Linked DNA regions of Mus musculus: regions 1, 3 and 4 are each linked to region 2. The links are chromatin loops, found by intact Hi-C in ENCODE. Cell type or tissue: left cerebral cortex. All regions are shown on one strand.

What was found. A loop is a pair of places that touch in the nucleus more often than their neighbours do. Peaks named below come from ENCODE experiments on the same cell type or tissue, not always from the same donor. Only the 100,000 strongest peaks of a DNase experiment are listed, where the experiment ranks them.
Region 1: a loop joins it to region 2, with 5 times the contacts of the local background. A loop is called at or near these places in 2 of 42 quality-filtered maps.
Region 3: it touches region 2 in a loop (3.0-fold over the local background); 8 of 42 quality-filtered maps call a loop at or near these places.
Region 4: it touches region 2 in a loop (10-fold over the local background); 21 of 42 quality-filtered maps call a loop at or near these places.

Annotation. Positions count from the first base shown.
Region 1 is chr9:89,669,526-89,677,525 of GRCm38, forward strand. No RefSeq gene overlaps it. Among named protein-coding and RNA genes, the nearest start is that of Tmed3, 32 kb to the right of the region's middle. In left cerebral cortex, CTCF peaks have their summits at 388 and 4,921 (motif pointing left); DNase peaks (open chromatin) are centred at 552 and 4,914.
Region 2 is chr9:88,705,335-88,713,334 of GRCm38, forward strand. All of the region lies in intron 2 of Mthfsl (5, 10-methenyltetrahydrofolate synthetase-like), which reads right to left. Among named protein-coding and RNA genes, the nearest start is that of Mthfsl, 10 kb to the right of the region's middle. In left cerebral cortex, no CTCF peak of the experiment used is centred here; DNase peaks (open chromatin) are centred at 4,123 and 4,717.
Region 3 is chr9:88,551,977-88,559,976 of GRCm38, forward strand. It overlaps Zfp949 (zinc finger protein 949), which reads left to right. Exons shown (of 6, transcript NM_001142943.1): 2 at 740-885; 3 at 2,400-2,568. The coding sequence starts at 2,554. Among named protein-coding and RNA genes, the nearest start is that of Zfp949, 8.0 kb to the left of the region's middle. In left cerebral cortex, no CTCF peak of the experiment used is centred here; a DNase peak (open chromatin) is centred at 4,625.
Region 4 is chr9:89,214,518-89,222,517 of GRCm38, forward strand. Mthfs (5, 10-methenyltetrahydrofolate synthetase) reads left to right here. Exons shown (of 3, transcript NM_026829.2): 2 at 692-953. Among named protein-coding and RNA genes, the nearest start is that of Mthfs, 7.3 kb to the left of the region's middle. In left cerebral cortex, no CTCF peak of the experiment used is centred here; no DNase peak of the experiment used is centred here.

The sequences.
Region 1 (8,000 bases), 960 kb after region 2:
GGAGAGATGGCTCAGCTGTTAAGAGCACTGAATGCTCTTCCAGAGGCCCTGAGTTCAATTCCCAGCAACCACATGGTGACTCACAACCATCTGTAATGAGATCAGATGCCCTCTTCTGGTGTGTCTGAAGATAGCGACAGTGTACCCATATACATAAAATAAATAAATATTTTAAAAAGAATATATATATACATATATGTGTGTGTGTGTGTGTATGAAAAAGAAAGAAGCAAGCAATAAAGATGGTGAGGAGAAATAAGTCCATTATATCATAAACATTACTCCATTAATATAGAGTCTGGGTAAGGTTTTAAATGCTGAGTGAAATCCTCTCATTGACATTTCAATGGAGTAATGGATACTCATCAGACTGGAACGCCAGCCTGTGGATCTGAGAACTGCTCCTGCAGTCCTGATTGGGCTTCAAAATACAAAATTGGTTTGCAAACTTTACTCCCCCTGTATTTTTTTTTTGAAACACTCATATTGGCTGCAGAATGATGAGTCAGTTTCACAGGCTTCTGAGCCAGAGAAACACCAGAGCCAAGACAAACGTGTCACAGAAAACACATGGGGCTCACAGGCTGGTTGTAGGAGCTGGCATCCTGCTAAGCCGACCACACAAGCTTTCTGACAGTGTGTACGCCAAATAACTTCCTCAAGAGAGCCTTTTTATTTTTGGAATAATTTTTTTAAAGACTTACTTTTAGGTCTCAAGTGATGGCTCAGCAGTTAAGAGCACTGGCTGCTCTTCCAGAGGTCCTGAGTTCAATTCCCAGCAACCACATGGCATCTCACAACCATCTGTAATGGGCTAGAATGCCCTCTTCTGATGTGTCTAAAGACAGCTGCAATGTACTCATATGAATAAAATAAATAAATTTCTTTTAAAAGATTTATTTTTATGATTTTAAGTATATATATGGTACACGCTCACAAATGAAAGTCCCCACAGGGGTTAGAAGTGTTGGGTTCCACTCCAGCTGGGGCTAGAGGCCGTTGTGAGCCACCTGATGTGGGTGCTGGGAATCAAACTCAGGTCCTCTGGAAGATATGTGCTCTTAACCACTGAGCCATCTTCCCAGCCATGAACTCATTCTTTGAAACTTAAACATATTTGTTAATATAACATAGAAATGTCACTTAGGACTTCGAATATCCATTGTTCATGTGGCCATCTCCATAAGAATACTTTCAGAAACCAACATTGCTCACTCTTCTACTGGTCGGATAGCTCTGTAGCACTCAGTATCCTAACAGTACAGTTAAGTTCGCACTGGAAGTCGGGGGTAGGGGAGGGTCCCTTCACAAGCATTGGGCTCTCTGTGTCCCTGGCAGGAATTCATCATCTGCTGACCATTGATTTCTCTTGTGTTTCCAGCAGAGTCGGACTAAGCCTTCCCTCCTTTCACACCTGGGCTAACAATCACCTCTGCTTCTCTACCTACCCAGATACTTACTGTGAGGCAGCTGTGAGTTCCCAAAGAGGATTGTCTACACCTGCCTTTCAGGATGGTTTGCTTTGTATCAGCAGTGTGCGGAATGTCTGCCCAGCTGCTCCAGCGCGGTTAGAGGATGGGCTCTTCAGCAGGGTTATTTCCATATTGCTCATGGCATTTAACAGAGAAGCCTTCACATAAAGCTATAAACAGTTACATTATTTTATTGATAGCATTCAGCTCTTAACCCCTAAAGCATAAAACCAGTTACGCCCCGTTCCATTCCCTGGAACTTGAACTTAGCAAGAACTTCCAATTCTGTTAATAGGCCAAATAGTTCTAAAATTCTACACAAAACTTCCTCTAAATACTTCAAAAATTGAACAATTAGGGAGATATAATTCCGTGATAAACTTTGCACTTAGCATGAGAAAGGGTCTAGGTGAAATCCCCCACACTAAATACAATATCAAAAAAAAAAAATCCAAGTAGCTTCTCTTTTAGGGACCAAAGAACTGATCCATCAAAAATTATTATACTGAAACCTTAAGAGAAAATGAAAAGCCAAAGAGGTAACTCTGGCACTCACAAAGGTCATTTGTTAATGGTATAGGATGCATTTGCGGCTGCAAACTTTTCTATTAAGGAAAATTCACTCTCCTCCCAACAACTATCAGTGACCCAGTATCTCCTCAGCTCGGGCTGGGAGCTCAGGCTCACCTCCCGCCTCTGTGCCATGATCTTGTCAGACTTGACCTTGTGCAGACATTGTGAGGCCTGGCACAGCTGCTGAGTTCATATGCGCACTGCCCAGTTGTATCTGGAAAGCCCGGCTTCCTCATAACCATCTCCCAACTCTGGTTCTTACACTCTTGCAGTTCCTTCATCCCTGATGATCCCTGAGCCTTTAAAGATGGAGTTGACCACATACCTAAGAGAATATGAGCAGCAGCACTAGTTGGTCTCTATGTGATTTTTAAAAATAAGAACACATAATCTAGTGGGTATGGAAGTAGACATATCTGGAAGGAGATAGGGAAAGGAAAGTAATGTTCAAAATACAGCGAATATTATCAGATAACTAATAAAAGTATTTTAGTTTAAAATTTTTCATCCAATATATTTTGATCATATTCTTTCCAGATCTTCCCCACCTCTCTACCCACCTAACTACATGTTCTCAGCATTCTTTCTCTCTAAAAGAGAAAAGAGAACCAAGGCAAATAAAAGAGATGAAAGTACAAAAAAATACAAACACACAAAAACAAACAAACCAACAAAAATCACCCCAACTACTCCCGGGCATTGCATGGTGTCTTCCGTGAAGTGTGATGGATAAACCTGTGGCATCCCATTGAAGGAAACTTCTTTTTCCCTTTCCCAGAAGGTGTTCATTGCAAATAGCTTCTTGATAAGAGGTGGGACATTGTGCCTACTTTTCCTTCTCTATGCTATGGTTCTGTCTGGTTTGAAGCTGTACAAGACTTGTGCTCGCCCTTAGGCTTCATCTGTGACTCATAACTTTACTTAAGATGCTGTGTTACTCAAGGATAAAACTTAACTCTCCAATTCACGGAGCTCATGCAGGAGGCCAACAAGCAGCCAGAACGTGTGAGCATCACTTGGTGAGCTTCCTGCAGCTCTTTGCGATGGTCTGGGTATTGCGAACAATCGGGTTCCTTGGAAATAAACTCAGCAACACTGGTGCCCTTGCATTTGACTTTCACCAACTAGGAGAAAGAATACACTTTTGGGGTAGGAACAAGTCTATGGTACCCAAGAAAGATAGTAGAAAGTAGAAAGGAGGTTCCCTGTCCCCATAGCTAAAAGCATTCCTCCCTAAGTGTGATATGGTCAGAATTCTGGGACTCAGGCTGGCCAACAGAACAGTGGGCTGGCAGTGCTAGTAAGAGTTTAGAGTGAAGAGAAAGCAGGGGTGGGGATGGGAGATGGAGATTGCCAACTAATAATAGATAGAGAGGGGAACTGTGCAAAGGAGACATGACTGGCCTCTGGCAGCTTAGGAAAAGACAGGGTCCCTCATAGAATTGGTGCTACCAGTGCAGGCTGGGTGCCCACAGCAAGATTTCCCCAAACCCTGAAACATTACATTTATTGTGAATTGGGCAGTGTGCTGATATGGACATTGGCATGTGGCAGCTCTAGGCAGACACTACTGTCAGCTATGAGAAGATAGGGCTCATCATGGCTTATATTATTGTGTAATTGTTGTAGCTGTTAGAATAATTGTGGGGAGAGCCTGCGGTCCTCCCAGATGCCAGCATCCATAGAAAGAAGCTGTCTCTAGGAACAGCACCTACTAAGCTGGCCATTTCATTCCAGTTCCCAACTCCTGAGACATAAGCCATCATCACAGTAAACCTACAAGCTGCAGGGATGCCTGCAGGGTGGCCTCAGAGTCCATCTTCCTGAGACAACCTGCCCTTCCTTTACCTTGACAAAGGCTTGGATGATATAGGGGAGACCCTTTACGATAATCTAAGCCCTGATTTTGTAGGAAGTGTTGAAGATAGAGACTCCATCCAAGGGGTTACTTTGGGCACAATGCAAATAATTTTACAGTTAGGGAAATGGGGGCTCAGACCAAACCACTTCCTGCTTAGTAGCAGAAGTGGTCACCTCTTAACCATGGTACAGTGTTCTTTAATGTTTGGCTTTTGAAACATCTTTCTATATAGTCCTGATGATTTGGTATTCACTATGTGACTCAGGCTGACCTTAAACTAATGGCAATCCTTCTGCCCCCATCTCCTGAATGCTAAGACTAGAGGCATGAACTACAACAGCAGGTGAACTGTGTGGTGTCCCTAAGGATGCAGCCTCTGATAGCATCAAGATTTTGACAAGCTCTCTGAGGGAGAAGAGAAGTAGTTTGGAAACAGTAAGAGCAAGTCAGAGAGTTGCCTGGTGGTAAATGTGAGCCTGTGAGTGTGCTGAAATGACTCTACAATCGCACAGCATCGTGCCAGGCCCCTTTGAGGCGCTGCGAAAGAATCAGGCAAGCGATATGACCATCCTGACAATATACCAGAGCCAGAGCAGAGCAGCTGTAGAAACTCTTGTCCTCCAGGAGGCATTCTGATGACGCTCCAAGCCTGGTCTTCCAACCTGGGCACCCTAGGGCCGGGGAATAACCTCCATGACATTCAGCAGTTGCTCTAGACCCAAGACACCCAAGGGGATACTCTAGTGCTACTGATACAACCTGGTCTTCACAGGGGGTTATGGTTCTATGGATCACCTGCTACCTCTTGACTATTGTTCTGCTGAGTGTGCATGTCCCAGACTGTCCCTGCTGAGGTTAGCAGGAAGCAAGGCTGAGACAGTCTCATTAGCTCCTGTCCATTGTGGGATTTTCTACTTCTGGTTCATGGGGGTCTGTGTGAATTGTTGCCTTTGTTCAAGCTGGCTATGCAAGACAGGTCACACCAACTGGCCAGAGTTTTAGCTCTGCTGCCACCTGGTGGTAGGAATTGCCTTTCACAGGAATTAGAACTTTCTGCAGCCTTACAACTGCTTAAAATGATCATATAGATCTCCTTCCGTGTCTTTTTAAAAAAATCAACTTGCTTTATTGATACACACAAGAAAGAAAAATCTGAATGTGCATTGTCTTGAACATACAGCATCCAACCCCACCCGAGGTGCCAAACAAAAGAATAATTTGAAATAACATCATGAAAAATAAGTTCTTTAATAAAGGCATCAGTTAGGTTCATCTAAGGCTCTGCTCTTTCAAGTATCGGAGGAATTTCCACGATGCTGAAGTGAGGTATAGGAGCCTACCTGTGTTGGCCTGGGTTATATCTGATTATATACAAACACCATGACAGGGAAAGATTTCTCATCTGCCAAAAAATTGTATTACTTTCACAGATGTATTAAAATTTGTTTAGATTAAATGAAATGTTAAGATTGTTCATAAAATTATCTCAGGGAGAGGGATTTCTTCAGTTTTGATGTATCTTTTCTTACCTTCTGATAAAAGAAACATCCTTCTCAATTTAATTATTTAGTGTCAGCATAACCGTTTGCTGTTGCATATGGTGTGCACTAATGCACACAGCTTTATGCCAAAGCTCCTCCACTGGTGAGAAGCCATGCTAATGACTGGATGGGGACCATGGTGGCGGATTGCCATCTTCCACGTGGTACAAAAGTTTTACAGATTTGGAAACAAATGAACAGAAACTAAACCAAAAAGGATGGCTAAAACAATCCTGGATAATGAAAGAACTACTGAAGGCATCACTACCCCCAATCTCAAATGATGCTACAGAGCTATAGTAATAAAAACAGAATAATATTGGCATACAAACAGACAGGTGAATAAATTGAGTCAAACTGAAGCCTTAGACGTAAGTTCATACATCTCCATATGTGATATGTGTGTGTGTGTGTGTGTGTGTGTGTGTGTGTGTGTGTGTGTGTGTTTATGAATGACCTGGAAACACACGTGGATAAAAGGTAGCATCTTTAACAAACTGTGCTGATCAAAGTGGACTGCTGCTTGTGGATGTCTCCAAATAGGTCCACATTTATCACTCTGCATAAAAACCTCCAAATGGATCAAAGACACAACATAAGGCCGAATACACTGCATCTAACTCCACTCTTTGTCTACTTTGAAGATAGCAAGGTGCCTTGGTCCTGAAGAATCCTGTATAAGTAAATCAGGAAATATTGGGAAATTCTTTAACCATGATTGGACAAATGAGAAGAGAATCCATAGCCTGGAATTCAACTAGAGAAAAAAAGAAAGTTGGATGCATTGTGGGTATAATGCAGGCAAATTAAAGTAATGGTCAAGAAAGGAGAATACTCCTGAATAGCATTGTAGCCCATTGGTAGAGCACTCGCCTAGCATGCACAGGGTCTTAGATTCAATCTCCAGAAGTACAGAGGAAAAGGGGAGGCACCACAAGGTTTAACTGAGGCTACCCAGTTGATTCCATGGTTGTGGAGGAGAAGGTCTCTGGGGAAGGAAAATCCTGAAGCCCAATAAGAATTTATTTTGCTTATCTCCATCTCCCCTCTCCCCTCTCCTCCCCTCTCCCCTCTCCCCTCTCCTCCCCTCTCCTCCCCTCTCCTCCTCTCTCCCCTCTCCTCCCCTCTCCCCTCTCCTCCCCTCTCCTCCCCTCTCCTCCCCTCTCCTCCCCTCTCCTCCCCTCTCCTCCCCTCTCCTCCCCTCTCCTCCCCTCTCCTCCCCTCTCCTCCCCTCTCCTCCCCTCTCCTCCCCTCTCCTCCCCTCTCCTCCCCTCTCCACTCTCCTCTCTCCCCTCTCCCCTCTCCCCTCTCCCCTCTCCCCTCTCCCCTCTCCCCTCTCCCTCAAATACACAGCCTCAATGAACCCTTTTAAGGCTACACACATTATATGTATGCAGTGTTCTTGAAATAGGTCCTACTTGGAATAACTCTTGGTAAATTAGTACAGTATTGGTAATTCTAGAGTCTAATACTTAATACAATTTCAAGATATTTAGGTTCATATGCTTTCAATTCATTACTCTCAAACCATTACCAGCTCATGTGTTTCCCTGGAGAAGCTAACTGGGAAAACTTTGCAGATATCTTTCATAGGACCTGGGACTGAGCTCTGCTCTGTGGAAGAACTGCTTGAATGTTCAGAAAATAGAACAACCCTAAAAGAGAAATGTGAGCCTTGTGCATGCCAAGCACAGATATTTTAAATATGACTGTCACTCAGAGAAGCACCAGAAGCTAAAAGGCTCAGCAACACTCCTCTCCTTTATTAACTCATAGATCCCTGAGATCCTGGGGATATGTGGCATTACTTTGAAAAATACTGCATTGACAATTCAGTTCTGTCACTTAGGGGTCATAAAATGCAGCATCATAATTTAATACTAAATGAGAGGACTAGAAATAGTAACAAAGGGAAATTATCAATCAGTTTCCAGGTAAGGAAACTGAAAGGATGCTGGGTGTTTTCAAAATACTAAAAGGGATGGAGGAGCCAAAAAGAAAAGCTAAAGCCAAATGTGATTAGCAAAGCAAAGAGAAGAAAGAGATGGTGTTCAGAGACTTGAATTTAGTTTTTCTGGGACTAAATTCAGCTGTTACAACTGCTTCATCAGATCCCTGGAGCCTACGCAGCATAGCCAAAGCTACGACTGCCATTGGCTGAAAGTGAACCTTCAGGTAAGGGATGAAAGCTGCTTTTCTTCCTTTTGAGGGAAAGCAAGTCTGCCTCTTCTAGCCAGGACCTGGCCCAGCTGGGCCTTCATAGTTCCTGAAGATCAACATCTGATGAAGTTTCCCGGGACTTGTGATGAAGCAAGATAGAAGATGCTTGTGCAATCAAGTATGAGAATACTGGTGTGCCACAAAAAAAACAAAAACAAAAACCAAAAACCAAACAGCAAAAACAAAAACAAACAAACAAAAACAAACAAACAAAAAACCTAACCAAACAAAATTTATCAAACAGCTGTTCCTGGTTCCTGTAGCTAGCTGTTGCTTTTTACTAGTTATGGTGGAAGGAGGGGTTCATGCATTTCTTCCTTCCTGCATTAAATG
Region 2 (8,000 bases):
AGCCAGAACAGAGCTTTGTCTTCTTCCTCCTGTGGCTGCTGCCCGATTAGGTGACGTCACTTACAAGCCCAGGAAGGAAATTCAGCTGAATATACAGCAACAGAGCTTGCTTTGTCCCTTAGACAACAAGCAACAAACAAAGCAAAAAACAACAACAAAAAAAAAAAACCCCAGAGTATTTTGCAAGTCTACAGAACTCTAACAGGAACTGACCCACCCTACACTGGCCCAGCACCACCCTAGAATCTGCATAGATATAAATAAGAAAAGGAAAATTCCAGATTTCCCTTATATATAAGTTTTGTTACCATTAAAGCCAATGAGAGGTAAGAGTTTCCAGAAGTTACTTGCAGTGCGGACAGCTAACATTCAACCACTGCCATCATTTCCCTTCTTGCTTACCTCAGATGTGATGGCAAGATCTGCAGAAGCCATTTCACAAGTAGAAAAGAAATGCCAATAAAATGGTAGCCTATACTCTCATGCATAAAAATAGGTAATAAATATGCCCCCTCCTCTTTCAAACTGGATTTCACAAGATTTCTGTTCCTGTTAGAATAAAATGTCATTACCAACAAAACTGTAATAATCAAATATATTAACCTACAAAGAAAGTTTTAATAAATTCCAAAAGTTCTAAAGTATTTGTGTTCAACCTTCTTAATGTTGTGACCCTTTAATACATTTGCTCATGTTGTGATGACCCATAGTCATAAAATTATTTTTTGTTGTAACTTCATAACTGTAATTTTGCTACTGTTATGAATTATAATGTAAACATCTGTGTTTTGCAGTGGTCTTAGGTGGCCCCTGTGAAAGAGTCATTTAATCCCCAAAGAAGTCGTGACCCACAGGTTGGGAACTGCTTCCCGAGGGCAACAGATAAGAAAATGGTTAGGATGTTTAATAACATTTAATAACTTTAAATATTGCTTGGACCAATGAAGCATTTAATACCATTAAGATAAAACAGATAACAATGAGTCCAAAACATTTATATTAAAATATTAACTATTTTTATATTTGTACTAATATACAGGGAGGAATGAAAATAAAGGAATAAGGAATCAGAAAGATGTTACAGTGTAATAGCAAGCTAAACAATATTGACTGCTTGCATGATTAAAACAGAGTAGGAAGGGCATGGTGGCACACGCCTTTAATCCCAGCACTCGGGAGGCAGAGGCAGGCGGATTTCTGAGTTCGAGGCCAGCCTGGTCTACAGAGTGAGTTCCAGGACAGCCAGGGCTATACAGAGAAACCCTGTCTTGAAAAACCAAAAAACCAAAAAACAAAAAACAGAGTAGGAAAAGGGTAGACAATAAGAAGATGAAGGAAAAAGTTGGGGGAGACAAGGGGAAGGCAGATAGTAGGAGAGAGGAATGGAAAGGGAAACGAAGGTCTCTGGGGAGGGAAAGAAATACTGGAATTCCCTCTGTGCCCTTCCACATCTCTGTCCACAGGAGAAGTTTTTCGTAGCTCCCTGGCCCTAGCTCTGAGTGTTTAGAACCTAAATATTTCACCCAGCCAGTCCTTGAGCAGCCTTTTCCTCCTCAACCAATCACCCTTGTTAACACCGATACTCCCCATCCCACCTCCTCACTGGACCCCTGGCCCTCTGCATCCTTAGCCTGTCAGCACACTGACCACTGCAGGAAGTTAAGAAAATAAATCTACTGAACGAAGCACAGATGTCTCAAAACTCTTTAGAGTTCACATCACTGGACTAGGTTACTTGCCTATTATACTATTTTAGGAATAAAACCTAACTGTGAGTCTACCAGAGAGGTCATTCAATAAATATCATATATGGTTAGTACTTTATTATAACAACTAATAGCCTTTTTTAAAAAAAAAGTATTGAGCTGGGATCCAGTTAGACAAGGGCTTGCCTAGCATGCCTTGAAGACCTGAGTTCGATCCCCAGTATAGCATAAACAAGGAATAGTTGTAGATACCTAAAATCAAAGTACTTGCTAGGGTCAGAAATAAAGAATCAGGAGTTCACAAGGTCAAGGCCATCTTTAGCTACTTGGTAATTCCAGGCCAGCATGGAGTATAAGAGACTCCACCTTAAAAACAAAACAACCCACTAAAGTAAATAAAATGAAAATAAAAAAAAGAAACTGAAAAGTATCTAAAAGTTAGAAAATATAAACATGAAATCCTTCTAAATCTGTCCACCTTAGCCTTTCTATTTCTTCATCTATGTATTCAAAGAAAGAATTTGTGTGTGTGTGTTGTTTCAGAGGAGACATACAGTCTCACTATGTAACTCAGGCTGGCCACAAACTCACGAGGATACTCCTGCCGTAGTTTCCAGAATGCTAGAAAAACAGGCAGTTGCAGGCATGTCCCATCAACCCAGTTTCCTTTCCTCTCTTAACTCTTTCCTAAAACATATAAATATCTAAAGCAATAATTATACTGCACTGCTGGATGCATAGTATATAGAAACATAATTTATATGATACAAAAGGGAGAGGGACTCATACAGAAGCAAACCCCCTGTATTTTATTGGAATTTAGTAAACACAGATCTGAAACAGACTGAGCTATATTATAAGCTATATTACATTCTTTAAGAAACAGCACTCGGGAGGAAGAGGCAGGCAGGCGGATTTCTGAGTTCAAGGCCAGCCTGGTCTATAGAGTGAGTTCCAGGACAGCCAGGGCTACACAGAGAAACCCTGTCTCAAAAAAACAAAACAAAACAAAAACAAACAAACAAACAAACAAACAACTCCAAAAGAAAACACTAAATTTCTTTTAGACAGAATTTAAAAATCAACAGGGGCATTAAGAGAGTTGACACACACAAACTCCCTCACTTTGTATGCCTCGATGTTTACACGACCAGTAGTTCCCAAACACCTGCATTAGTGGAACTGCAGAGAAGGCTGAGACCCCTGGCAGGGGTGAGACCTGACCCTGCACAGATACAAAATCACTTCTATTTAAATATTTTTTGGTTTTCCTTGAAATTAGTATCCTTATGGTCCATGAATTGCTTTTATTTTCAACCATGTATTTCACGGTGACTGTGTTGCTGTATATAAAAAGTCATGTGAGTTTCTGTTTGTGTGTTTGTTTTGCTAGGTCTCCATCAAAATTAGCAAATGTACCTGGTTAAGAAAATGTACCTGTTGGTCTTATTGCTTTGTAAGGTCACCAGATAATGAATGCCCTTTTGAGAAAGACATCTAAGCCAATAGCTTTACAGTGTTTTAGAACTTACTGGAAGAAAAATATCAGATCCATTTCATGATCAGCACACCTAAATAAACATTTCCTCCCAATTTCTTTCTGGTTTGGTTTTTAATACTTCTTAAGGAAATTAAAGCCCACTGATGCCAGGTATAGAACTGCACATCCTGGTACCCCAACTCCAAAGACTGGGGATAAAGCATCGTAAATGTAAGGACACTCTGGGCAACCTAGGAAGACTCTGTCTCAAAACAAACCAGTGTGGTGACTGATGAGGAAGCTGTTGGTATAATGCTTACCAAGCACACACAGTGCCCCAGGTTGATCTCCAGCACTAAACACATGGGGACAGTGGCATGCATTGTGGCCTCAGCATCTGAAAGGTGCAAGCAAGTTAAAAAGTTCAAAGTCATCACATTCAGTGAAGTAGCAAGTAAGGCCAGCCTGGGCTACATGAAATTCTGTCTCAAAATCAAACAAAGCCATTAATGAGTCATGGATTGAAGTTACAAAACTCTGCCCTATATAATACGATAAATGGCTTCATGCCAGAGTTTTGGTAAATGGTCCGGGCTAGCTGAGCCACTATACTCTGATAATTCTAAATTTCACCAAGTGAACTTCACTGCTTAGCCCGAAATAATGGGACAGGTAATCACAAGATACATTTCACTTTCCACTGCATCTCATAGCTCATTGCCCACTTCACTCAATAATACCACAGTGGTCTGTTGACTGTGCTCTGTTCTCGGTTTGTATACTTTCTGTGAAACGGTAGCTTTCAGGCTGTGCCTTATCTACCTCATACATACCTTTGTCTCCTTTTTGAGTATGGTAAGCTCCAGTTCCATCTCCAGCAGTGCATAAACTGGGCAAGGTGGCAGATACCACCACGTGTCTGGAGAGTAGCCACCAAAGTCATCCTCGGCTACACAGTGAGCTCTAGGCCAGCCTGGGCTACGAGACCTCAAGACAAAGGGGCTGGGGATGGCACTAGAGTGGAAAACTAGAGAACTGGATGGCCTCCCCCTCTCGTTAACTGCCTGTGTGTCCTCCAAAAAGTCACTTGACCTCTCTGGGCTACAGCTAACTCATCGGAATAAGGGAGAGACTGTATAAAGATGGTAAGAAATTGTTCTGCTTTCTGCAATTCCTACATGGAGGGAATTTTCTCTATAATCCAAAGAAGGAAGCTACTCCAAGAGCCATCAAAATAGATAAATGTGCACATATGACAATGACAACAGCCTTGATTTACTTTTAGCTAAAACAAGCCATGTCAAAACTTCAGTAAAATCAACAATGTTTCTGTTGTGTGAAGGAGATGTGGTTAAAGGTTTGCTAAAACACTTCCTGTAAGAGCAGTGCTGCTACAAATCACACTGAAAACAGCAAATCGTGCCGGATCTTTAGCAACTCTCTTCTTTGCTTAGTATAAACTAAACCAAAACCAAGTGTTCTCTCCTGAGCATGTGACAGTCATCTGTGTGGCAGTGTCCCTGAGTCACTGCTTAATATAAACTAAACCAAAACCAAGAGTTCTCCTGAGTATGCGGCAGTCATCTGCGTGGCGGTGTCCCTGAGTTTCTGCAAGTAGCTGAGACAGTATGGCCTGGTCCCCAGGACTATGGACATCCCTGGCTTCAGTCTAATAATTAACACATTTGTTCAGCATACAAAAGAGGAGATATAGCAAAAGTATTAACTTCATCTGATCTGAGGCATAACAATGATCTCAATGTACCCCAGGGCACAGAAAGAACCATGGTGCAGTAGGTCAAGATCTGCCATCTCGCAGGAGTGGCACAGTCTAAAGCGAGACAGTTGTGATCATCCAGTGGCTATTAGGATACAGAAGCACTTACTGACAGGGAATTAGAATTTCCTAGTAATATCATGCTGCAAGGAGGGAAAGGTTAAAGCCTGGTGCCAGTTGGCGAGGAACCTCTTTTCTGCTTTTCCCATGAAGGAACTGGGGATGGGGGGAGGGGGCAAGCCTGGCTTGTTGTGCTTCTAGAAACCAAGCTTTTGATCCTAAATACTCCATTAACAAAACTGCAAATTCTGCTTCTTACCAACCTTTAACACAATACCCATCACAAATACACAAGGCCTCCAAGCCAATCCTCAGCCTCCACTGCAAGTGTGGCAACATCAGCAGCCAGGCAGCATCCCATGATTCTCTTAACTCAATGACTTTCCCAAAACCAGCCCCGAGAGACTGAAAATCCCAGGACCATCATGCAGGAAGGCCCTGACCAAATCAGAGATAATGTTGACATTTTACATATGATATAAATAATAAAAAAAAATCACAGCATCTATAAAATAATCCCCATGTATTCTTTGTAAGTTTTTAATTCAGGTGTTCTTCATGTATAAAGGACTGATCATCTATTCATCTATATTAGTATTGTCTGAACTTATAATAAATTCAGATTTACTTTGAGAACTTTCCAGTTTGAATCAACATGTTGCGAAAGTTATTAGGGTCAGAGCATAGACCCTGGCAAGCAAAACAAGCCAGGCTCAGCCACTGCCCTCAAAAGGTCAATTACACAGACAACAGTACAAAACAGAGAGAGGAGATTAATCCACTGTGGCCATACTGGAAGGAGGAATCAATAAAGAGGTGCAACGAACGCCGCCCCACCCAATCCTCTGCTGGTCTGGCCATGATGTTCACTCTTTGAGTATGCCTCTATTTACTCATTTGGTTGGTTATTCTGTTAGTTACTGGGGAAGGAATCACATGTTACTAAACATGTAGGAAATCTCAAGTCAAGTTGCTGGAGTCGGTTTTCTCCTCCCATTTGGGTTCCAGGATCCAAGTCAAGTCCTCAGCCTGGTGAGGAGGAACCTTTACCTACTGAGCCATCCTGCCAGCTCCAAGGTTTGCATTTCAATAGCAGGCAAGCTTTGTATGTAAATAAGCAGTCCCACTCCCTGGGTGGTCATTGTCCATCACTGTTCCCACTCCAGTTTCTCCTGCAAGGTAGTCTGGAAAGGTATCAGAATTGTGTGAAATCTCTCCTTGGGAGACAAATTCCTCTCCTGGGAGGCACCAGCCTTCAGCTTTTTCCATCTCTTGGCATGGGATTTTTGAAAAAGTTCCTTAGGACCATTGCTTCAATAATCTGATAACTGAAGGAAAAGGCACCTTGTCTCTCTCCTTAGCCTGTCTTCCTTCCTGCTTGGATGACTATACAGACTATGAACCAAATGATAGGAGGTACCAGGGATACAGTATCTTAGACAAAAATCTTGCCCTATAGAGACAAAGTCTATTAGAACAAAAAGAAATATGCTCCGAAGAAGAATTAATAAAACGTGGGGATTAATGCTAAGTGCCAAGGACTTAAGAATCACAGAGAAAAAGACTAGGGTGTTGGGAGCAGCCAGGGAAAATATTCAGTACTCAATGATGATGACAACGTTCTACTGATTCCTCCTGACAACACACTGTGTAGTATTTAACTGTATATCATCCTACTTTGTTCTCACTACAAAACGGCTTTATTAGTCCCAACTCTTGGGGCCTTTCAGCTTTTTAGTCATTTTCCAAATTCGTAAGTAATTGAACCCAGCTTACAATTTGAGGGCCAGGGATCTCAGAGCCTGGACTACAATATTCTAGCCTGAAGAAACACATGACACATTCCAGCCTAGAAAACAGCAAGCCTCATTTTCACAGAAGGCTGTGTACATTATAACACAACTCTAGCAAAATAGAAGGCACAGAAGCAAGGGCACTTTCACAGAGCAACTGACATCATCTCACTGTATCTCGACAATAGTCTAGGGGTAGGCTTCATAAGCTCCACCTCCAGGTGAGATATCTGGAATTCACAAGAGTTCAGGAACAGAGGTCATAGTTAGAAAGGAGGAAACTATAGAGATCAGTCCTGAATCCCTCACCAACAACAGTGACGAAATGCTATCCTCCAGCTGAGCACTTTGGGAGAAGGAGAGGAGCCACACTGGCGAGAAGCAGAAAGCAAGGGGAAACAGTGGCTCATTCAGTGGCCTGGACTTTAGAGTTAGCCAAAGTCCAGCTTTTGTCCACAACAGATCAGCAGGAAGTACTGTTGGCCAGAGACAGAGATCATTATAGTATCCAGGAAAAAAATCTAACAGATGGGTGAGCTGTATAAAAAGGCATCTGAGGGAAACCAATATGATCAGGAAACAGTTTGAAAGTCATTCTAGGGGAATAGTCAGTGTGACCAGTCAACTGGGGACAAAAGGTCACTGGGATCAGAAGCAGGTGATAAAAATTGTACAAAGCGGGATTGGGGAAATATCTGAATGGCTACGAAGGCTTGCGGCTTAAGCATGAGGTTCACTCCAGGTGCAGTTGTGCCTGTAACCCAGCATCATAATGTGGAAGAAAGAGAAGGATACATTGGGGCTTTGTCACTGCCAGCCTAGCTCTGGACTCAGTGTGAGACCCTTGTTCAAAGCCATAAGGTAGAGGGTGATAGAGCAGGGCACCCAACACCCTCCTTTGGCTTCTACATACAGCTGTGCACACACATACATAGAGCACACACATGCACTGCACACAAATATATACCAAAGAAATATCCAGTAATACCTAATAATTGGATGGTTAAAAAAGAGAGACAAGGATAATTTTATGGGTACATGCTAGCTACAAACAGAAATATATAAAAAGAATAAATTTATGAATGTGAAATCAAGGAATGGTGGAACATCTTGATGTTTAATGCAAAGCTGAACGGGGCAGCTCATAGGAGAGGGCCTGTGTAGTGCTAGCAGAAGCCCACCTC
Region 3 (8,000 bases), 150 kb before region 2:
GTGTTGAAGCCCAGCATCTGAGTGTGATCTGCAAATGCTTTCCCAAAGATGAAGGTGCCCAAGTTTTAAACACTTTCCAAACACCTTGTCCTGAGTATCCTCTGGTTGTCATCAATACATTCTGTACATGTGTAACCTTAAAGGTATGAAATGGACATACATGTCTTACTTAATGCTAGCATTCTGTCAAACAAAATTCATAAGGCAGGGATGAAAATAATAGGAGTCTATCCCTGTTGTAAAATGAAGAAATCAGATTGCACCAAACTTGTTCTCTAAACCTGTATGTGCAAACCTATATGACTTCAGCTATCTCTCCCGTGGCTTTCAAACTGTGCGCATCTAGTTACAGAATACTTCTTATTGTATTTGTCATGCTTGGATACCATTTCCCATTCCCCAATATGTTAAAATAATACAATTCTAAATCATTAAATGTATCATCCTTGCCAGGCAGTGGTGGCACACATTTTTAATCCCAGGACTCAGGAAGTAGGGTCAGGCAGAGCTCTTAAGTTCCAGGATCGCATGGTCTACAGAGTGAGTTCCAGGATAGTGAGGGCTACATAGAGAAACTTTGCCTCAAAACATAAAACCAAAACTAAAGGCATCAGCCTTTCTTGTACAGCAAGTCAACAAAAATAGTGCTTTAAAGATCAAGTTTTGTTTTCTCACATTCCTGTAGATCAGTATCTGGACTGGTCTCAGCTGGGAAATGACTGTATTTTCCTGCCTTCAGTGTCAGATGAAGTTGATGTCATCAGTGCTTTGAGGCTGCTAAGTTCTGGGTGTTCAGTCCCACATCCAGTGGCTCCTGCTGAGTCTTCTCAAGGCTCTATTTCCATCAAGCTAGCACCAAGGTTCGTTACAACATAGCTGTGTCCGGTAAGTAAATGCCAGTCAAGAAACTCTTTTCAGCCGGGTGTGGTGGCGCACGTCTTTAATCCCAGCTCTCAGGAGGCAGAGGCAGGCGGATTTCTGAGTTCGAGGCCAGCCTGGTCTACAAAATGAGTTCCAGGACAGCCAGGGCTATACAGAGAAACCCTGTTTCGAAAAACAAAACAAAACAAAAAAAAACCCAACTCTTTTCAACTCTTTTCAATTTTAGGTTGTCTTCACATTTGCCTAGTTCCTCTTGGTCAAATGAATCAAATGGCAACCCCCATCTTATTCTTGGGAACTAAACAAGGGTTTGGATACATGGAGATGCCCCATTTGAAAACATTACTGTAACGGTGCCCTATATGAAGTGTGTATTAGCCGGGCGCGGTGGCGCACGCCTGTAGTCCCAGCTACTCGGGAGGCTGAGACAGGAGGATCGCTTGAGTCCAGGAGTTCTGGGCTGTAGTGCGCTATGCCGATCAGGTGTCCGCACTAAGTTCGGCATCAATATGGTGACTTCTCAGGAGTGGGGAACCACCAGGTTGCCTAAGGAGGGGTGGACCGGCCCAGGTCGGAAATGTGCATTACTTAAATTTTTTTCCTGTATAAGCATGGGCAAAACCCAAAATCTTTAAATCTGCATATTTCCCATGAAAATGAATTGTATAAAAGAAGCAGTAATGTAGAGGAAGTGCCCATATCGAGCCCTTTGGATGGATTAATAGAATATTAAATTTTAGTGTTAATGGTGGGAAAATATAATGACTCTGTTTTTTTAAAAAAGATTTATTTATTTTATTTACTATTTTATGTAGCTGTACAGATAGTTGTGAGCCTTCATGTGGTTGTTGGGAATTGAATTTTTAGGACCTCTGCTCACTCTGGTCAACCCCTCTCGCTCTGGTCAGCCCTGCTGGCTCCTGCCTAAAGATTTCTTTATTATTATAAATAAGTACACTGTAGCTGACTTCAGACGATCAGAAGAGGGTGTCAGATTTCATTACGAGTGGTTGTAAGCAACCATGTGGTTGCTGGAATTTGAACTCAGGACCTTTGGAAGAGCAGTCAGTATTCTTAACAGCTGAGCCATCTTGCCAGTCTGACTCTAGTTTTAATTACTATCTTTAAGAGGGAATGTTAATTGTTACCCAATTGCTTATTAATTATAGATGAATGTATTCATTAACTGAGTCATGAGTAATGACCGTGAATATGTGAATATGGTTCATTGTCAATGTGTCTTTGTTGGACTGCTTTGTAGATGGGTCTACTTTGTTCCTTTATTTTTTTAAATTTATTTATTTTATTTTTAAGTGCATTGGTGTTTTGCCTGCATATGTGTCTGTGTGAGGGTGCCAGATCTTCATGAACTAGAGTTACAAATAGTTGTGAGCTACCTTATGGGTGTTGGGAATTGAACCTGGGTCCTTTGGAAGAGCAGCCAGTGCTCTTTATCATTGAGCTCTCTCTCCAGCCCCCAGGGACTGTTTTCTTACATTTTTTTTCTTCTTCTTCAGCTAATTGCACAGTGTTTTGAGTGGAGAATCTAGGACCAAGCCATGAATATCCTCTCACTCTCATGATTATACGATTCTCCTTCTTTCGAGTGTATCCCAGTATCCTCTGCGTGTTTCCAGGGGCAAAACCAAAACCAAGCAACTTACAAACATCATGAATGAATATGTGGTGAGTTATTTATTCCCCAGTTTACTATCTGTTGTTATTTTATTTGTATTCATAGTCTGACCATCAGTAAGACCTGCCTAAATTTACAGAGAGAATTAAACTTTAAATCCTATTAGTAGTAATTTAGCAACATTTAGTAAATCATAGTTTTCCTTATTGCTACAGATCATTAATATTTCTCCCATGTTTAAAATATCTTTGGCCACAGTCATTTCCACCATGATGCTTTGCCCCTTACGGAGCTGTTTGAAATCATGATTAAGTTGATTCTTAGTACCTGTTAACCCCGCCCTCCATACACATCCAGTGCGTAGTGAAGAGGCTGCAGGTACATCCGTGGTAGGCACTTGTAGAAGGCAAGGTGCGGGGGTGGGGTGGGGGGGCGGGGGGCGGCGAGGCGTGCCCTGTGCACACTGATTTACTCCCATTAGGCACCTATGCCAGTTCTTTGTTAGAAGCCTAGTCCAGGTCCGTGCTTCATGTATCTTCATTCTGCCTTCTGGCTCTTGCAAGTTTCTCAGTTGATATTCTCTTTCTCTAGCAAATACCTAAGTTTGCAATTGGCTATCTTCTTTCACTTATGTCAGCCGAATACTCAGAGGCCTCCGTTCCATTTAGTCTGTGTGTTCGTGCACGTTGGGACTCCAGCCAAGGGTCTGAACGCATTAAGCGTTCATTCCCTTATTACTGACTACGTCCTGTACTGTCCCCATTTCTGCCTCCTCCTTCTTCCTGTGCTTTCTTTTTTCTGACTGTGGCCTTTATTCTAGGAAACGATGCCCAAGTAAATTCTTTAAAAAGTACAATTTGGGGCTGGAGAGATGGCTCAGCGGTTAAGAGCACTGACTGCTCTTCCGAAGGTCCTGAGTTCAAATCCCAGCAACCACATGGTGGCTCACAACCATCCATAATGAGATCTGATGCCCTCTTCTAGGTGTCTGAAGACAGCTACAATGTACTTAGATATAATAATAAAGAAATCTTAAGGAAAAAAAAAAAAGTACAATTTGCCGGGCGTTGGTGGCGCACGCCTTTAATCCCATCGCTTGGGAGGCAGAGGCAGGCGAATTTCTGAGTTCGAGGCCAGCCTGGTCTACAAAGTGAGTGCCAGGACAGCCAGGGCTATACAGAGAAACCCTGTCTTGAAAAAACCAAAAAAAAAAAAAAAAAAAAAAACCAAAAAAAGAAAAAAAGAAGTACATATTTAGAGGTTACACAGAAGTCTCCCACATTAGCTGCCTTGTTTCACGGAGTCTAACTAGGTCTGTCCCACTCACTTTCTTCAGTGAGAAGGTCTTTGAGAGCTTGTGTCCTTTTACTAAACACTCAGTTGAATCCTTGCAGGGAAGCTGTTGTATTTCCAGCTCAGCAAATCCTGTTTATTTATTTTCCCTAATTGATACTTGAAATTTTAGCAACCTTTATGAATTTTAACTTCTGATTATAGAAAGCAAGCAGAGAGAAAGATTCAGAAAGGGCTAGAGAATATAATGCACAAGGATATGGCCGAATGATCTATTTCCTCTAACTGGTTGCAACTTCCTGAAGTTTCCATCACTTCTAAAAATAGTGCCACCAGGTTAGAATCAAGCATCTAATTCTTTTTTTTTTTTTTTGGGGGGGGGGGGGTTTGTTTTGTTTTGTTTTTTGAGACAGTGTTTCTCTGTATAGCCCTGGCTGTCCTGAAACTCACTTTGTAGACCAGGCTGGCCTTGAACTCAGAAATCCGCCTGCCTCTGCCTCTCAAGTGCTGGGATTAAAGGCGTGCTTCACCACCGCCCGGCTCAATGCTGTTCAAGTATCTAATTCTTGAATCTGAGGAGGATCTTTCATATTCAAACCATGTATCAGAACCATCCTGAAAATGTGACAACTTAAAATAGTTTATGACCTCTGGTTCCGTGTTAGGAATTCTTTGCTGGTTGGCTTCTCTACAGTGATCTTGCGGCTGGAGCAGGTTATTGAAAGCAGTGCTGGGGTGATAGCCAAGAGCACTCTAGGTTGGCTGGCAGGGCAGCTGCAGGAGGTTCCATGTGCCTAGGAAGGAGGGCTCTTTCTTAGGGATTTTCCATGTGCTTTACCAGCGTTGTCTCAGGATAGTTGGCTATCTAGTGTCTGGCTTCCTAATGGTGCTGTGTGACTTCTAGAAGCCTTGTCTGTGAGTTTCCCAGATGGTGGCTTTGCCATGTTTGCTCACTGACCAAACCATTAGTTAAGGGCAAAGCTTAAGCCCATTGTCCACCAAAGATGGGGGAATTGCCCAGGCGTTCTGGCCTACTTCCAGAAGTTGCTGTTTTGTTTGTCTCAAGCTCATTTCAGTGTTCTTCGTGAATACTTCCTTAGCTCAAAGGTTATTTCAAAGTATAATATTTAGTTTTTGAACATTGAGTCGATCCTTAACTCTTGCTTTGACATTGGTTTCTAATTTAAAGACTTTATATTCAAAGAATATGTGGGATTTTATTTTGGGGATTTGTGTTGATGATCAACATGATGGTTTGCTTCGATGATGATTCTGTTTCATCTTTTATAAGAAGGACAAGATTTTGTCATTAAGATCTGCCTTATTCCTTATGTCGTAGCCTGTGTCCCAATTTCTTTTGATTTCTGCCTGGGAATGGAACTCGGGTCCAGAATAGTTCTGACCCTTAACTGCTGAACAGAGCATGTGGGTTGTGCGAGTGTGTGCGAGTGTGTGTGTTTGTATGCTGTATTACTAGCTTTTAAATTTGAATTTCATTGATTTATTCTTTGAATCTTACCTTTTTCTTATTTTATTGTTGTAGTCAATTTGTTTTTGTTTGTGTTTTTTCTCTGCAAAGGTACAAATACAGTCAGCTTATTCTTCCTAGTTCTCCGGGCCATCAGCTCCCCTCTAGGATCAGTTTATGCTGTGTGCTACAATTTTTCAATCTTACTAATTTTTAAAAATTCAGTTCAAAATATTCCTTTTTAAGTGTGTGTGTGTGTGTGTGTGTGTGTTCAAGCACACATTCCTATGTGAGTACAAATCAGCTGAGCCATTATGCCAGATATCCAGTTCAAAATATTCTAAGACTTTTACTTATAAAGGTCTTTCCAATCCACGCCCTATCCAGGAGTAATTTGTTTAACCTTATCCCACATTGGAGAGCCTCTACCTGTGGAATATGAATTTCACAAGCATTTTCCAGGTTTTGTTTGTTGTGTGTGTTTTTTCCCTCTGTTATATCTGGAAACACCCCTGTGTCTTACTCTCTTTTATGTCTTCTGAGTACCCCACATCCTTTCTAGTTTTCCTAGGGGATGGCTGTTGAAATCCAGATCTGCTCAGTTCACATTCCTGTTGTGATGTGACTTCATTGCATTGCACTGCGATTTTGGAATTAGTATGTCTTACAATTAACAAACAAAAAGCAGTTACTTGTATGCAGCAAAGAAATATTGGAATATCAGAGTACCTGCTTTTAATTTGTAAGGAATACCAACAGACATTTAAAATTTCCTGTTGAAATTAGTCTAGAGATGTAAATACAGAATCATTCCCTACACAATAAGTTCCTGCAATTTAAAAAATATTTATTGATTTAAAATATAGGAGTACTCTCTTTGCATGTACATCTGCATGCCAGAAGACAGCATTAGCTCTTTTATAGATGGTTGTGAGCTGCCATGTGGATGCTGGGAATTGAACCGAGGACCTTGGGAAGAGCATGTCTTTGGCAGCTAGCTCCATTCCATTGGCTTGGTCTAGTAGGCTGGCTTTGCTGGTTGGGGCTGAGCCACTCTTTGTCCTTTTGTGAGGGCTGAGCTGCAGGTCCCAGCTTGGATCTGAGCCTATTGGCCCTACCTCTGAATCCTGTGGGGCGTGCCTTAAGTTCTGGCTCCCCCTCAATATCTGCTGCTGAAAGGCCTCTCTGCCTGCTCTCTCTTACAGGGACTCATCTTCCTCCCTGGCTCGGGAACTGCATCTAGCTCTGGGAAGTGCTCGTTTCCTACCTTTGCACCTGAGACCTTTTTCTAATACCCGAATCTTTTGTCTAAACCTGGATTCTGTGCCTGACATTGGATGCTATTTGTAACCATGGGCTTTTCCATTCTTGTCCAGTTCTGGAAATAACTCTGAGACTTAATTATATTTGAATAAACAACACCTAGGCCATATGCTTGGGCATATTTCCCAATTAGTTCATAACTTAATTAACCCATTTATTCTATTCTATGAGTGCCACATGTCTGGTTACCTCTTCTCAGTGTCATGTGTCTGTCTCCTCAGAGTTTGGGTCAAATCTCTTCCCTGCTAGATTCTATCTCAGAGTTCCCTCTCCCTAATGGAACTCTCGTCTCTTATTTTCTGCCTCAGCTCATTGGCCAAACAGCTTTTTTATTGACAGGTGATGCTACCATACAGTACATGAGAGATTCTCTCTGCAATGTATAGGACCATTACTGCGGTGTGGGGTTGTTGTGTGATTGAGGCAGGGTTTTGAAAGAGAGTTGCACCATGCCAGATTAAGCAAAGGGTAGTCATTCTTTCAAAGGCTTCTGAGGGAAGGGGAATTCTTTTTCTTTTTTTTTGTTTTTTTTCTAGACAGAGGTTCTCTGTATAGCCCTGGCTGTCCTGGAACTTTTGTAGACCAGGCTGGCCTCAAACTCAGAAATCCACCAGCCTCTGCCTCCTAAGTGCTGGGATTAAAGGCACACACCACCACTGCCCGGCGGGAAGGGGAATCCTTGTAGGAAGCAGATTTGGTTAATATACGACTGTGCTGCATAACTGAGGTAGGAGAGTGGGACATATGTCATTCTTTCCTCCGGAAAGATTCTTCCCAGCCCCAGTGCTCCCAGAAATAAGACTCAGACTCAAAATCCCGCTGGGTGTGGTGGTGGTGCAAACCTTTAATCCCAGCACTCAGGAGGCAGAGGCAGGCAGTTCAAGGCCAGCCTGGTCTACAAAGTGAGTTCCAGGACAGCCAGGGCTACACAGAGAAACCCCATCTCAAAAAGACAAAAAAAAAAAAAAAAAATTCCCTTGGCCGTATAGCTAGGGTCAACTCTGACGAGATCATAACCTGGATAACCCAATTATTTTAACATACATTCTGCCACCTGGCTGGTTAGCTGTGCTCAGGTACCATGTATCCATCTCCTCATATCTTCCTAGGCCAATCTTATCTGACTCTATCCCAGAATTCCTTCTGCCTCTCAGGTGTCCCATCTCCCATTTTCTGCCTAAGCTATAGGCCATAAGCTTTTTAATTGAAAGGTGATACATTCATACAATACACAATATCTTCTCTACAATTCCCCCTTTTAGTCCAGTAAGAGGGTTTTTTCCTTTCAAACATAAATTGAAAACAGTTATAACAATTATGAGACAATTATGGAAACTATTATGTAGGATTTATATTCATAATTTTCTACCTATTTTCTGTTATCTATCCTATCTTGGT
Region 4 (8,000 bases), 510 kb after region 2:
CCACTGTCTGATGAGCGATTCCACTCAATGTGGATTCTTGCACCAGGAGCCCTTTGCCCCCATTTTAATGAACTCTGTGAGCACCTAATTGAATGGAATGACACTGGTTGAGCTAAGAAACCGTTACCAGTGTGTTCTCTGTGGGAGAATCCGTCCTTTAGGATACATAGGCAGTGACTGACCCGGGACTCACCATATAGACTGAAGTGTTGATGTGCGTCCCTACAGATGTAGCAAAGGTTCTGCAGAGCCCAGTAAGGTTAGGTCTCAGTGGGACTTAAATGGGGAAAATCAATGGGAGAAATGTCCAATGATCCAAGGACTGGAAATTTTGTGAGATCCCAATTTCATAGAAAAAAATAACCCCCAAATCCTCGAGTGAGTCCCTGAGGTGTACTGTCAGGAAATAGAAACTGGGTTCTTATCTGGGATCTGAAGATAGACAGCTTTTCATTCCATGACTTCTTAAGGAATTTCCATAGGGTCAAGCATAGGCATAGTGGAGAGATGAAGGAGTCAAGTATGCAAATCTTGAGTCTTGAAATAAAAACCAGGTATCAGGGTGCAGTGTCAGCTCACCGCATCACTCCTTGAAAAAGGCCGAGACAAAAGGGAGGAATTGGTAAGAGAAGTTACTAGTTTATGAAGAATACAGTCTTAAAAATTAAAACTGCCATCATTTCCCACTTAGGTGATTGCCCACAATCAGTATCAGAATTCCAAAAGAATTTCCATCTTTCTAAGCATGCAAGATGAAGTTGAGACGGAAGTAATCATCAAGGACATTTTCAAACAAGGCAAAATCTGCTTCATCCCTCGGTACCAATTCCAGAGCAATCACATGGACATGGTGAGGTTAACGTCATCTGAAGAAATTGCTTTACTTCCCAAGACATCTTGGAATATTCATCAGCCTGGTGAGGGAGATGTTCGGGAGGAGGCCTTATCCACTGGTAAGGCATCTTTTCTCACATCCAAACACTTACCTTGGTGCACCCTCTTTCCTCTGATCTTGGAAGCTAGCATGGTCATACTTGGCTAGCGTGGGAGAACTGATATCTTTGTATGTTTTGATGGTTTCACTGGATTTGTTTTTCTTCTCATAAAAATCTTTTCTCCCTCACCCCTTTTGTGTATTTTGTGAGACAGGGTGTCACTATGTAGGCAAGGTTGGCTTCAAACTCTCAAAGTCCTACCTCCCCAGTGCTGCGCTCATGGGCCTACACCAACTCTCCGGCTTCTACCAGATATCTTTATCTATTTTTTGGTCAGATCTATTGTATGCCTAGGAAGCTAAGGCCCAGTGCCTAAAAGGACTCACCCTGAAGCTGGGAAGACAGAAATTCCATGTTAATAAAAGTATCTCAACTTGTACTCTACATTAAATATAAGCATCAAATTAAAAAAGACATTCAATCAGTTCAGGGGTTGGTCTTGCAAATGTGCACCCCTTACATGGGCTTCTTCATCACCATCCTCTTCTCTCCATCCATACCATGTTTGTGGCAGCAGTTGTGGCTTTTGCTCCTGTGATACAACCCAAGTTGCAGTGGAGTAGAGTATGAGGCTTTAGAGTCTTTCAGCTGTGGTATGAGGCAGCGAACCTGCCCCCCCCCCCCCCACTGTTGTTTGCAGAAAAGTCTGCTGAGCAGGCATGCTTTCTGTTATCTCTTCACGTCGAAAACGTGCAGTTTTCCTTGCATCAGCAGTTTAGAAAGTGGCAAGTTCAGTGCTAAAGCCTAAATCAAGCCTCACAGTGTTGGAGGTGAGCCAGTGGGAGTGCAGATCATCTCTGCTGCAGCCTTTGCTGTCTACTCGTCTTCCTGGTTTGCCTTTGTTATCTCACCTTAGAAAAGGGTGAACTTGTAGCCAGAGTTGCAGTTACAGATTCTCAAGTAAAAATTTCTTGTAAGGTTCTTGTCTTAGGTTTACAGGATACAAAACCAGCTGGTAAGTGAAAATAGAGGGTCTGTCTCTTTACTGAATTTATCCTTAAAATGAGGGCTGCTTAGACAATTGATTAGCCGGAAGTTTTTCCATTGAGAATGTGTAATCTGGTTCAACCACTATCAACTTGGCATAAGCACAAGGGGATAATATTGGTCCAGAAACTGAAGACTACACAGACAAGGCAGCTCCAGTGTCTCTGGATTAGTGTCTTTAGAAGTCAGTCTATCTTTGTTGAGACTCTTTTTCTGTCGATGTTAGTTTTGTGTTCACTGTGGCTCATGGCAGCTTGGACTTATAACACCCTTCGAGCTAGAATTCCCAGCAGAAAAGAGCAAGTCTGGGTTTCTAATAATCCCAATAAAATTCTGGTCCTAACTCTTTTTGCTTGAGGTGGTCATCCCTGAGTGAATTACTATGGATAGATACAAAATTAGTTTATTGGCTCAAGCCTGGGTTGTATACAAACGTTCCTGACTGTTTTCTGTGACTGGGGCAAAGGACCTGTAGCCACCTCTTCAGCCCTCCTCAACCACTGTTTCTTTAGTAAGACTGTGTGGTTCCTGTAGAATTATAGGAGAGTAGGCATTGGTTTATCACCATCTCGCACAAAGTCTTTATATATATATTTAATGAAAACTTTATTATAGAGAGCTTGCAAATAAAAAATGCCACAGAATCATGATATGCATGAGAGCAGGCCAATGAAAATATAATTGTGTCACAAATTTGAAAGTGGTTTGTTTGTTTGTTTGTTTGTTTGTTTGTTTTGGTTGAGATGGGATCTCAGTACAAAGCCAGGCTGGTCTTGATCTCACAATCCATAAGTCTCAGCCTCCAAGGCTTCTAGACCTTCATAGCCATCTGGCTGGTAAATAGTTATTAAGAACTTAGTTCAGTGGTTCTCAATCTTCCTAATGCTGTGTGACCCTCTAATACAGTTCCTCATGTTGTGGTGAGCCATAAAATTATTTTATTTCTACTACTTCATAACTGTAACTTGGCTACTGTTCTGAATTGTAGCATGATATCTAATATGCAGGATATCTGGTAGGGAACCCATGTAGAAGGGTCATTCAGCCCCCACAGTGATGGGGAAGTCACTGAGTGTCTGTGAGAAGTGTGATGGAGACCTGCTTCCCACAGGGGTAGAGTTAACTAGCTGTGGTTCTCATAGAGGTGGGCTTCTGCTAGCACTACACAGGCCCTCTCCTATGAGCTGCCCCGTTCAGCTTTGCGTTAAACATCAAGATGTTCCACCATTCCTTGATTTCACATTCATAAATTTATTCTTTTTATATATTTCTGTTTGTAGCTATCATGTACCCATAAAATTATCCTTGTCTCTCTTTTTTAACCATCCAATTAGTAGGTATTACTGGATATTTCTTTGGTATATATTTGTGTGCACTGCATGTGTGTGCTCTATGTATGTGTGTGCACAGCTGTATGTAGAAGCCAAAGGAGGGTGTTGGGTGCCCTGCTCTATCACCCTCTACCTTATGGCTTTGAACAAGGGTCTCTCACTGAGTCCAGAGGTAGGCTGGCAGTGACAAAGCCCCAATGTATCCTTCTCTTTCTTCCACATTATAATGCTGGGTTACAGGCACAACTGCACCTGGAGTGAACCTCATGCTTAAGCCGCAAGCCTTCGTAGCCATTCAGATATTTCCCCAATCCCGCTTTGTACAATTTTTATCACCTGCTTCTGATCCCAGTGACCTTTTGTCCCCAGTTGACTGGTCACACTGACTATTCCCCTAGAATGACTTTCAAACTTGTTTCCTGATCATATTGGTTTCCCTCAGATGCCTTTTTATACAGCTCACCCATCTGTTAGATTTTTTTCCTGGATACTATAATGATCTCTGTCTCTGGCCAACAGTACTTCCTGCTGATCTGTTGTGGACAAAAGCTGGGACTTTGGCTAACTCTAAAGTCCAGGCCACTGAATGAGCCACTGTTTCCCCTTGTTTTCTGCTTTTCCCCAGTGTGGTTCCTCTCCGTCTCCCACAGTGCTCGGCTGGAGGATAGCATTTCATCGCTGTTGTCGGTGAGGGATTCAGGACTGATCTCTATAGTTTCCTCCTTTCTAACTATGACCTCTGTTCCTGAACTCTTGTGAAGTCCAGATATCTCACCTGGAAGTGGAGCTCATGAAGCCTACCCATAGGCTATTGTCGAGATATAGTGAGATGATGTCAGTTGCTCTGTGAAAGTGCCCTTGCTTCTGTGCCTTCTATTTTGCTAGAGTTGTGCTATAATGTACACAGCCTTCTGTGAAAATGAGGCTTGCTGTTTTCTAGGCTGGAATGTGTCATGTGTTTCTTCAGGCTAGAATATTGTAGTCCAGGGTCTGAGATCCCTGGCCCTCAAATTGTAATCTGGGTTCAATTACTTACGAATTTGGCAAATGACTAAAAAGCTGAAAGGCCCCAAGAGTTGGGACTAATAAAGCCGTTTTGTAGTGAGAACAAAGTAGGATGATATACAGTTAAATACTACACAGTGTGTTGTCAGGAGGAATCAGTAGAACGTTGTCATCATCATTGAGTACTGAATATTTTCCCTGGCTGCTCCCAACACCCTAGTCTTTTTCTTCTGTGATTCTTAAGTCCTTGGCACTTAGCATTAATCCCCACGTTTTATTAATTCTTCTTCGGAGCATATTTCTTTTTGTTCTAATAGACTTTGTCTCTAGAGGACAAGATTTTGGTGTAAGATACTGTATCCCTGGTACCTCCTATCATTTGGTTCATAGTCTATAGTCATCCAAGCAGGAAGGAAGACAGGCTAAGGAGAGAGACAAGGTGCCTTTTCCTTCAGTTATCAGATTATTGAAGCAGTGGTCCTAAGGACCTTTTTCAAAAATCCCATGCCAAGAGATGGAAAAAGCTGAAGGCTGGTGCCACCCAGGGGAGGAATTTGTCTCCCAAGGAGAGATTTCACACAATTCTGATACCTTTCCAGACTACCTTGCAGGAGTAACTGGAGTGGGAACAGAATGGACAATGACCACCCAGGGAGTGGGACTGCTTATTTACATACATCACTTGCCTGCAATGAAATGTAAACCTTGGGGCTGGCAGGATGGCTCAGTAGGTAAAGGTTCCTCTCACCAGGCTGAGGACTTGACTTGGATCCTGGAACCCAAATGGGAGAAGAAAACCGACTCCAGCAACTTGACTTGTGATTTCCTACATGTTTGGTAACATGTGATTCCTTCCCCAGTAACTAACAGAATAACCAACCAAATGAGTAAATAGAGGCATACTCAAAGAGTGAACATCATGGCCAGACCAGCAGAGGATTGGGTGGGGCGGCGTTCGTTGCACCTCTTTATTGATTCCTCCTTCCAATGTGGCCACATTGGATTAATCTCCTCTCTCTGTTTTGTACTGTTGTCTGTGTAATTGACCTTTTGAGGGCAGTGGCTGAGCCTGGCTTGTTTTGCTTGCCAGGGTCTATGCTCTGACCCTAATAACTTTCGCAACATGTTGATTCAAACTGGAAAGTTCTCAAAGTAAATCTGAATTTATTATAAGTTCAGACAATACTAATATAGATGAATAGATGATCAGTCCTTTATACATGAAGAACACCTGAATTAAAAACTTACAAAGAATACATGGGAATTATTTTATAGATGCTGTGATTTTTTTAATTATTTATATCATATGTAAAATGTCAACATTATCTCTGATTTGGTCAGGGCCTTCCTGCATGATGGTCCTGGGATTTTCAGTCTCTCGGGGCTGGTTTTGGGAAATCATTGAGTTAAGAGAATCATGGGATGCTGCCTGGCTTCTGATGTTGCCACACTTGCAGTGGAGGCTGAGGATTGGCTTGGAGGCCTTGTGTATTTGTGATGGGTATTGTGTTAAAGGTTGGTAAGAAGCAGAAATTGCAGTTTTGTTAATGGAGTATTTAGGATCAAAAGCTTGGTTTCTAGAAGCACAACAAGCCAGGCTTGCCCCCTCCCCCCACCCCCAGTTCCTTCATGGGAAAAGCAGAAAAGAGGTTCCTCGCTGACTGGCACCAGGCTTTAACCTTTCCCTCCTTGCAGCATGATATTACTAGGAAATTCTAATTCCCTGTCAGTAAGTGCTTCTGTATCCTAATAGCCACTGGATGATCACAACTGTCTCGCTTTAGACTGTGCCACTCCTGCGAGATGGCAGATCTTGACCTACTGCACCATGGTTCTTTTTGTGCCCTGGGGTACATTGAGATCATTGTTATGCCTCAGATCAGATGAAGTTAATACTTTTGCTATATCTCCTCTTTTGTATGCTGAACAAATGTGTTAATTATTAGACTGAAGCCAGGGATGTCCATAGTCCTGGGGACCAGGCCATACTGTCTCAGCTACTTGCAGAAACTCAGGGACACCGCCACGCAGATGACTGCCGCATACTCAGGAGAACTCTTGGTTTGGTTTAGTTTATATTAAGTAGTGACTCAGAGACACTGCCACACAGATGACTGTCACATGCTCAGGAGAGAACACTTGGTTTGGGTTTAGTTTATACTAAGCAAAGAAGAGAGTTGCTAAAGATCCGGCACGATTTGCTGTTTTCAGTGTGATTTGTAGCAGCTCTGCTCTTACAGGAAGTGTTTTAGCAAACCTTTAACCACATCTCCTTCACACAACAGAAACATTGTTGATTTTACTGAAGCCATTTATCGTATTATATAGGGCAGAGTTTTGTAACTTCAATCCATGACTCATTAATGGCTTTGTTTGATTTTGAGACAGAATTTCATGTAGCCCAGGCTGGCCTTACTTGCTACTTCACTGAATGTGATGACTTTGAACTTTTTAACTTGCTTGCACCTTTCAGATGCTGAGGCCACAATGCATGCCACTGTCCCCATGTGTTTAGTGCTGGAGATCAACCTGGGGCACTGTGTGTGCTTGGTAAGCATTATACCAACAGCTTCCTCGTCAGTCACCACACTGGTTTGTTTTGAGACAGAGTCTTCCTAGGTTGCCCAGAGTGTCCTTACATTTACGATGCTTTATCCACAGTCTTTGGAGTTGGGGTACCAGGATGTGCAGTTCTATACCTGGCATCATTGGGCTTTAATTTCCTTAAGAAGCATTAAAAACCAAACCAGAAAGAAATTGAGAAGAAATGTTTATTTAGGTGTGCTGATCATGAAATGGATCTGATATTTTTCTTCCAGTAAGTTCTAAAACACTGTAAAGCTATTGGCTTAGATGTCTTTCTCAAAAGGGCATTCATTATCTGGTGACCTTACAGAGCAATAAGACCAACAGGTACATTTTCTTAACCAGGTACATTTGCTAATTTTGATGGAGACCTAGCAAAACAAACACACAAACAGAAACTCACATGACTTTTTATATATAGCAACATAGTCACACGTGAAATACATGGTTGAAAATAAAAGCAATTCATGGACCATAAGGATACTAATTTCAAGGAAAACCAAAAAATATTTAAATAGAAGTGGTTTTGTATCTGTGCAGGGTCAGGTCTCACCCCTGCCAGGGGTCTCAGCCTTCTCTGTAGTTCCACTAATGCAGGTGTTTGGGAAGTACTGGTCATGTAATCAGCGAGGCATACGAAGTGAGGGAGTTTGTGTGTGTCAACTCTCTCTTAATGCCCCTGTTGATTTTTAAATTCTGTCTAAAAGAAATTTAGTGTTTTCTTTTGTTTTTTTGTTTGTTTGTTTTTGTTTTGTTTTTTTGAGACAGGGTTTCTCTGTGTAGCCCTGGCTTTCCTGGAACTTACTCTGTAGACCAGGCTGGCCTTGAACTCAGAAATCCCCCTGCCTCTGCCTCCTGAGTTCTGTTTCTTAAAGAATGTAATATAGCTTATAATATAGCTCAGTCTGTTTCAGATCTCTGTTTACTAAATTCCAATAAAATACAGGGAGTTTGCTTCTGTATGAGTTCCTCTCCCTTTTGTATCATATAAATTATGTTTCTATGTATTATGCATCCAACAGTGCAGTATAATTATTGCTTTAGATATTTATATGTTTTAGGAAAGAGTTAAGAGAGGAAAGGAAACTGGGTTGAT